Regions from separate parts of the Mus musculus genome. Here region 1 is linked to region 2. The links are chromatin contacts, found by Hi-C or POLR2A ChIA-PET in ENCODE. All regions are on one chromosome and are shown on one strand. Each heading gives the region's core, a stretch centred on a gene start or an enhancer-like site at or near the end of the contact. The rest is flanking DNA. Distances are from core to core; before and after follow the strand shown. Region 1 holds the start of Sall1 (spalt like transcription factor 1). Region 2 has its middle 82 kb from the start of Gm42034.

Region 1 (4,093 bases), core at 1,263-3,762, 120 kb after region 2:
TCACAGCTCAAATAAACTAAAAAAAAAATTGTACTAATAAATAATAATAGTAAGAGGCAGTGAACTCCTTTAATGCTATCGCTTTATGAGAAGCCTTAACTATTAAAAATTCCAGCTCTAGACTCAAAGCGAAGAACTAGCAAGGGTCTTTTCTTCCCAAGCTCGAGGTGGTGGTTGTTAGTTTTGAAATTCTTTGCGTGGAAAATACAAACAACCAGTATAAATTTAAAAAACAAAAACCAAAAAACACCTCTCTTTCCCCAGGTTGTTTTTCTCCCACCCCCACCCCCGTATGCAAATTGTTAAGTTTTAACAGCATCCCGGTGCAAAGGCCTCACTTTAGGAAAGATTGTTGTGGGGGCGGCAGAAAGCCTAAGAAACTAGCTGAGAAACCCCACAAAAATAGTCCGAGTGGTTGCTGCGGCCTTGGCTAATTTCATCTGGTTTTACCCTCAAACCGGTTCTTTTGGGGTGGGAAACTGGGTGTGTTTCAAGGGATCCTTCCAGAGGACTCAGAGAATCACACTGGTGAGGCTTCGAGCTTCCAAAGGTGCTGGGCAAAACAGTTGCCTTAATGGCTCTCAGATCGCCTGAAAAAATGTCCAGGTGTCTCACGCCAGGATTGCCCTCTCCCAACAGCGAGGAGGAAGTAAGCTGTCGATCCCTTGTCGCTCTGGCTCTGCCTGCGCGTACCCGCACCCAGAGCCGCTCAGAGCCAGGCCTCTGGGGACGGAGCCTGCGATGTGGGGCTCCAGCGCCCGCAGAGCGTAGTGGCCAGAGGTGCGGATCTCAGGTCACGCTTCCGAGCTCTGCTGGGGTGCAGCTCCTTCCTCCACGCCCGGGATCGAGGATTCCCGAAGGGCAGCCGGGGCCGCCGAGCCTCGGGTCTGGTCACTCTCCAACCGACGCAGCGGAGAGTCAGGCACAAAGTCCGGTGACCCCGGAACCGAGCGTAGCCTCTGGCCTGGGAGCTCGGAAACTCTGCCCTAGAACAGTTCAGGTCAAGCTGGGGTCGGAGGGGGTCTTCCCTCAGTGACCCCAGTTCCCTGCGCGGGTCTCTCCCATTCTAGGCCACAGTTCCCGCACACAAACTTTTCCCTACTCATTCAGTCCTTTCGGAACCCTGCCTTCATTGCTCGGCTGGCTCCAGGGGTCTGGCGGGCTAATACCCGGGACCCAAGAAAGTGTCTAATGACCCTTACCAGAACGGGTCCCGAAGGATGGGACTCCATAATACGTGGGGTGCACACATCCAAGCCCGACTTTGACGGGTTATGGGTGCAAGTGTGGAAAGAAACGACAGGAGAACAAACTTGGGAAGCCGGACCAAGCGACACTTCCCTGTCCCTAAGTCAGTCTCCAGAGCGACCGGCAGCACTCGGCCGCGACCCCAGGATGTCGCTCCTCCACCCCAACCCCCAGTTCTCACGGCTCGGAACCCCCAAAGGTACCATGTTTCGCCCGCTAGCCAAGTGGGAACGAGAGTTTGGGGGGGGGGTGGGTACGGAGAGCTCCCCACGCGCTCGGCGTTCAGCCACCCGGACGAAGTAAACTTCTTTAACGTTGGCCGCAGGGCTGGGCGGTGAGGCCCAGGCGACAGAGGCCCAGCCCGGGGACCCGGGTGGCGCGCGGGGAGCGGGAGAGAGCTCGCGTGGGCAGCTCCAGATGGCCTCTGCCCGAGAGATCGCCCCTCGGGGCGGCAGGGTCGTGGCCGCGGCTTCTCCGACCCTCTGGGCGGAGGAGCGAGCCGGCCAGTCGACCCTACTCCGCCCAGTCGAGGACACGGAACTCCGGAAAGCTCCAGCCGGGATAGGCTGGCTCTCCCGGGACAGGGGAAGCCTGGCCCGGCAAATTGAAATCGAGGAAGCATGAAATAAAATCAGACGCGCCGAGTGCAGAAGGCGAAAGCGGCGGTGGGCGCGGGGCCCGCCGCGTGTGCGTGGGTCCGAGTGTGCGTGTGAGTGCGTGTCTGTGTGTCCGCGGCGCCGGCCGGAGCACTCACCATCTCGCCGGGGGAGCGAGGCCACTTCGGGGTCGGATTGGAAATGTTGAGGCTTCGCTTGCTTCCTCCGCGACATGCTGGCTCAAACATCAGCTGGGGCAGAATAAAAAATTACTAAAAAAAAATCTTCTCAAAATTACGGAAATCGAGCGGCGGCGGCGGCGGCTCCCCCCGCCCGCCGGCCCGCCCGCCCCCTCCCCGGCTCCCCGGCCCCGGGCACAGCGCGCATGTGTCCTGCTATAATTATGATTATCAATAATGCATTGCGATTAATCATAGAGGGGCTCTTTGAAAGGCGATTGGCACCGGGCCAGCGCTATTCAAACCCGCTCGCCTTAATCAATTAGTTCGTGATTTGCTGCAGACCCCTGTCTCTCCGCGCGCTGGCCCAATAAGCCGGCCGCGGGGCTGGCTCTGCGCGCCGCGCCGCCCGACTCTTGGTTAACCCTCTTGGCGACCGCCGGGGACTCCGCGGCCCGGCCGCCGGGGGCCTGCCTCCTCGCCACTGCGCGCCCAGCGCCCCGGCCGGCGCCCCCCGCTCGTTCCCCTCCCCCCTCCCCCGCCCTCCATCCCGGGCTGGGCCGACCCGAATTAGCATGCTCGCCCGGGAGCCTAGCGGAGCAGGGCCGCGTGGGGGTGGGGCTGGCGGCGGGGGCTGGGGACCCAGGCTGCGGGCGAGCGGCGAACTTCCTAACTCCCGCGCTGCGTACTGGCCCGCGAGGGGGAGGGAGTCCCGTGGCGGGACGGGGTAGGAGAGGGCGCCCCATTTCGTGAGTGTTCCTTCATTTTCTTTAAGAGCTACCAGAAAGCAGCCCACCCCCACTCTCATAAAAAAAAAAAAGCGAGTGGGGAAGAGCCAGCCCCACGCCAGTCCGCCTCCCGCTCGCTGCCGGGCCTCCCTCCCGCCTGCCCGCCGCCTGGCTCGGAGATCCTTCGCCCAGAGTTCTCCACTCTCAGGATCCCGGGCTCGCGGGGGTGCGGAGAAGAGGACCCAGGAAAGGTTTGGGGACGTGATGGGTTTGGGGCTTGGGGGGAGGGGCAGTTTTCTCGCCACCCCATCCTCTCCCTGCCTGGGAGCGGCGACCCTCCAGCCTCTTGCTGGCTCCTTAGCTCCCTTTCTCTACCTTGGACATTCCCGGGACAATTAGGGCTGAAGTTTTCGGGAGAAGCGCCCCGAGCCCGTGGGATAAGGGGGCGGCTCGGCTCCGCCCAGGACCCCCTCCCGAACCTCCCCCCGGCCGCCCCGGTTGGCTGCAGGGCGCGTCACTCCGCGGGGAGGCGGCGGCCACCGTGGCGCCGCCAAGCTCCGGGCGGGTGGAGAGCAAGGACCTGCCTGAGCTCCGAGTTCAGCTTCTGCGGGAGGGAGGGGAGGGGCGCAGCTAATTCTGTGCTAAGCAGCGCTCCCCTGGCCTGGGTGGTGCTGCTGGAGCCAGACCCTAGGCACCGCCTCTACCCTGGACCCTAGTGCTCCGTGTCCTAGGGGTGGAGGCCGCCACCTCGTCGCAGACGAGGTGGCTACCCGGAGTGAGTGAGCATGGAGGGGGGGTCCTGTTCGTTGCCCTGCTAGCTACGCCGTGACTCGCCTTCACTTTTCCGACACTTGCTACGTGCGGCGCCCAAACTTTTCTCTCCATCTCTCTCTGTTTCTCTCCCAGAGCTGGGAGCCAGCCTCTCTTACCCGCTCACGGGACCCAGGGATCCGGGCCCTGTACTCCCTCTTCCGGGTTTGGGCGCCTGCGAACCTGAGGCTTGGTCCTCGGCTTAGTTTAGACCTCCTCCTGCCTCGGGGTTTCCGCTCGCCGAGGTTCCCGAAGTCCTGCACCCGAAGGACTAAACTAACTAAACTTCGGCTGAGTAATGGGGGTGGAGGCGGGGGAGGGGTGCAGATACACAATCCTTGCCCTATCTCGCGATCAGGAGAGGAGAGGGCTCATAAGGACGCCCCAATTCTGGAGCGCCTTTGAGTCTGGATCGTGACACAGTCGGCTCGCGCGAAGTGGGCACTAGCCTTCACAGCAGAGCCTTGGAACTCAGGACCCATGTCGCACTCTCTTAAATGGCTTTTAGCCCCTTTCCACGGTTCTTTTTCCC
Region 2 (3,930 bases), core at 1,228-3,727:
GGCTAGACACTACGTGCAGTGTCTATGGGCTTCATAGAATACCGAGGCAGGTTGCCTCATCTTATACACAGTGAGACAGAGAAATTTAATGGAGTGGACATAGAGCTTCTCTTGTCTTGTTCACAGGGACAAGGTAAGGAGGAAAGAAAGCTATGGGGTCCTGAGACTTGACAGCTGTCACCTCCGCAAAGCCCACATTTCCATATCGTGTTTCAGTCAGCAGAGAAGAGTGTATGGTGATGTAACAAATAGCACCGGATTCTCAAACATAAATCAACACAGATTTACTTTTTGTTTAAACCACATGTGTACTGAATCCATTTAAGTCACCGAGACATCTAAGGAATCAATTGTCACCCTCATGCCACCACTCAGCACTTTAGAAGAGAAAGGCATAGCCAAGAAGACCCAATTTTACTTCTTCCTTCCCCGTTGAGAGTAGCAGTAGAGTGAGTACCAAGGAATAATATGTCACTTCCTCTAAATAAGTCATTGGCTACCGTTAGTCATGTGGTCCCACTCACTCATAAGGTGTAGGAAATGCAATCCTGTCTGAACGCCAGGGGGGTGAAAACCAGAAATGTTTGTTGAGAGTACTGATAAGTACCAATATATCCAAAAGCTATTGGTAGCATTTATCGTAGGCATGAATGGGGGAAATGAGCTGAACTGACACCTTTTTCAAAAGAGGAAGAAATGTCCAAAAGACATTCAACATCTTTAGCCATGAGAAGGATGCAGGCTAAAGCCACACCGAGACTCCTTCTCACCTCAGTGAGAACAGCCATCAGCAAGACAACGATGAAGGGGTAAAGGGTCTCTATATACTGTTGGTGGGAATGCGAATTGGTCTAGCCTGTAGAAATCGTCATGGGGGTGTCTCAAGCAGCTGAAAATAGAGCTGCCCTGTCCTGGATCCAGGCTGAGGGATTCTCAGCTAGCACGCCACCGAGACAATCCTAGACACATCCAAGCAGGACTCTTCTCATATCCAGGGCATAGAAACAGCCCGGATGGTGCTCCACAGATGAGGGGATGGGGAGAAATGTGCTTCATGTAGATAATGGACCTCTGCTTGACTGTGAAGAGAGAAATCACATGGTTACAGGAAAATGGAGCACCATGTTAAGTGAAATAAGCCAGTCTATGGAGAACAAACAGTGTGTTTTCTCTCATATTGAAATCTAGATTAAAAAAAAAAACAACAAACCCATAAAACGTGAGAAAGCAGAACATACTACAAAGGAAGAAGAGGAACTAGAGGGCAGGGCATTGAGAGAGGGCAGTGGTGGGTATAAAATTGAAGTATATTCTATGAGTGCAGAAATGTTGCCATAAAACCTATTATTTTGTATAATTTATATGAAATATTTTTTTAAAAAATGAGCTTATAAGAAAGTCTCCTCCGATTTAGGGGTTCAGCCAGGCTTTGACAGGTGACTTTATGTACTCCAGTTCCTCACACCCAGGGTCCACCCAGCTTCTCATAGGGCTCACAGCAAGATTAGCAGGGGTAAAGGACACGCAACCTTGTTGATGATGTCATGCTTTGGGGAAGCTCAGAACCTCAGTGAGGATCTGCTTGGTGGGGTTGAGACCTGCCGAGCCTCACCCACCCCCACCTCTGAGTCAGCCCTGCCTATCAGGAATTGATAAGGTGGTGGAAAAACTGAGACTGTGGTCAGAGCTTGGAACAGAGGCCTGGGGGAGCTGGGAGTTTTCCTAACACCACAGGAAAAGCCTGTCTTGCATCTCAGTGTCCTGTCTTGGCCTCGGATCCAGGAACTCGTGTGAATTTTCCACAAGCTGATTTGGACACATAAAAACTGATGGATGGATCTAAGTAGGTGGTGGCCACTGAGGCAGTGGCCACCCTTCCCTGACTGTGGCTCAGAGACACTGTGGGGCTGGAATGGCAGAGGGGGCTTTCATTTTCTTTACATGAACCTCATTGTCCCTCTTTCCTGCTGAGCTAAGATTCAGCCACTGGCGGTCGCCAGCCTTGCCCTGGCCCTGGACCACTCAGGGGTAAGAGTTGGATTGTGCTGGGTGATAGTGGTACACGCCTTCAGTTCCAGCACCCAGGAGGCAGAGGAAGGTGATCTCCATGAATTCGAGGCCAACCTGGTATACAGAGCAAGTTCCAACACAGCCAAGGATACACAGAGAAACCTGTCTTGAATAACAAAAAGCAAACAAACAAACAGAACAAAGAAAATTGGATTTTCAGCAAAGCAACGTTAGCTCACACTCCGATTGCTGTCATAGACTTTGGAGGAAAAGCAACAATATGAACATGAAGGTTAAGTTGAAACTGAAACACACGTGGAAAAGATGTTAGAATGGGACCTTAAAGAAGGGAGAAAGAATGGACCCCAGGTCACATTTCCCCAGCACCAGGGTAAGAGGCGTTTTCCCACCCTGCTCCAGCTTGAGAGTGGAAAGTTGTCATGTGCTTCTTGAGTCTCGCAACAGCGCAAGGTCAGCAGCCTGACTACACATTGTCCTCCCTGCTGGAGCAGTGCCAGGCTCAGCAAATATTTGCCTTGGCCCTCTGGAGACCAACCTACTTACACGGAGTAGAAATACAATGGGGGCCATGTTTATAGTTTGACCTGATGGGGGCTGCTCATGACCCAGGAGGGACTTGGGAACCTGAAGGAGACGTGCGCTGGGTTCCTGGGCAGTTTCATCCCCTCTGCTGCCTTGTCAGGGGCCTTTGGGCAGCTGATTTTATGTTTGTCTAAGTATAAGCCCTTCTTTTTGCTTCAAACCAGCAACCTGGGCCACTCCTACATCCAGGTTGTGACTCTTTCCTTCCCCTTCTCCAGCTTCTTTGCTGATGGCTTCTGTGGCCCTTCAGGCCTCATTGGACACACACACAGGAAGTTTGTAGCTGTTCCTTCCTCTCTTAGCCTTGGGATGGCTCAGTTGCCATGTCCACTGCCCCCCAATAAGGTACTGAATTCCAGGGGCAAGAGGCAGGAGTTCTACCTGCACAGACCACCTTTGTACCATCCTACCCCTGCTGGAATCTCAACCTCCAACACAGAGCCTGGTACATGGTCGGAATCAGGGAGATGGCTGAGTTAATGAATTCACAAGCAAATAGACTGTGCTGCCTCCTTCGTACAGAAACTCTCAGGGTGTAAGGTCCTCCTCGTGCACCCCACCACCCCCCTCCCTCTGCTCCTCTCCTTCCTTCTCTCCTCTGTTCTCTCCTTCATCCTCCTCCCATTGCTGTTGTCATCATCCATAGTCCTCCTCATTTTCCTCTTATTGTTTTTCACGTGGTTGTTCCTGTCATCCTCTTCATCCATCTCCTGGCTTCTAGTAGACAGTATGTATATTCCATGGCATCCCTCTCCCCTTAATAATCATGACTCACCCATCAGCTGGGTTGAGCATCTGCCCCATTCTATGCTCATACCACAGCCCAGAGTTAGCCCTGGAGTCAATGGACCAGATTCATTCTACACACCAAGTGTGCCATCTTTGGACAATTACTCTCTGTTCTTTTTTTTTCCTTTCCCTTGTATCTAAAATGTGGAGATTAACAGTGTCAGTTAACAGGAATTCCTGGTGAATAACCGAGAAAGGCATGGGAAATGTTTCCACCATCTCTGGCATGTTATAAATAACATGTAGTAGCTCCAATGACAGCGGTGCCACCTCATCCATGGTGCGGATCCTCCGCATCCACTCTGGTCCTGATGCAGAGCAGATGTGATGCAGTTGTCCATTCAAGTCACTCACTCACTCACTCACTAATTCCTCATGGAAGGGCAGTGACTTGCAGCCATCCACAAAAGCTCCCTCTGGGTAAATCCAGGGTTTCCAGACTGAGCCGAAGAGTCCCTTAGCTGCCCCCTTCCAGGGAAGCCACCACCACTGAAGCAGGCCAAGGGTGTGTGTACTTGATACCCTCTG

What was found. A loop is a pair of places that touch in the nucleus more often than their neighbours do. ChIA-PET counts read pairs that join two places held with the same protein, here RNA polymerase II (POLR2A).
Region 1: a map of heart shows a loop between it and region 2 (2.8-fold over the local background). The contact joins the promoter of Sall1 here to the enhancer-like site in region 2. A Hi-C loop is called at or near these places in 1 of 37 maps with a recorded cell type or tissue (heart). POLR2A ChIA-PET finds 5 or more read pairs at or near these places in 1 of 5 experiments (embryonic stem cell).

Annotation. Positions count from the first base shown.
Region 1 is chr8:89,040,350-89,044,442 of GRCm38, forward strand. Sall1 (spalt like transcription factor 1) reads right to left here and starts at 2,513. Exons shown (of 3, transcript NM_001371070.1): 1 at 2,003-2,513. The coding sequence starts at 2,078. It overlaps Gm3134 (predicted gene 3134), which reads left to right and starts at 894. Exons shown (of 3, transcript NR_166639.1): 1 at 894-1,447.
Region 2 is chr8:88,920,539-88,924,468 of GRCm38, forward strand. No RefSeq gene overlaps it. Among named protein-coding and RNA genes, the nearest start is that of Gm42034, 82 kb to the left of the region's middle. Within about 2 kb of position 2,478, at least 1 of the 3 ENCODE cell types and tissues checked has a DNase peak (open chromatin) inside an H3K27ac peak, as active enhancers do; it is heart, where a contact is called at or near this core.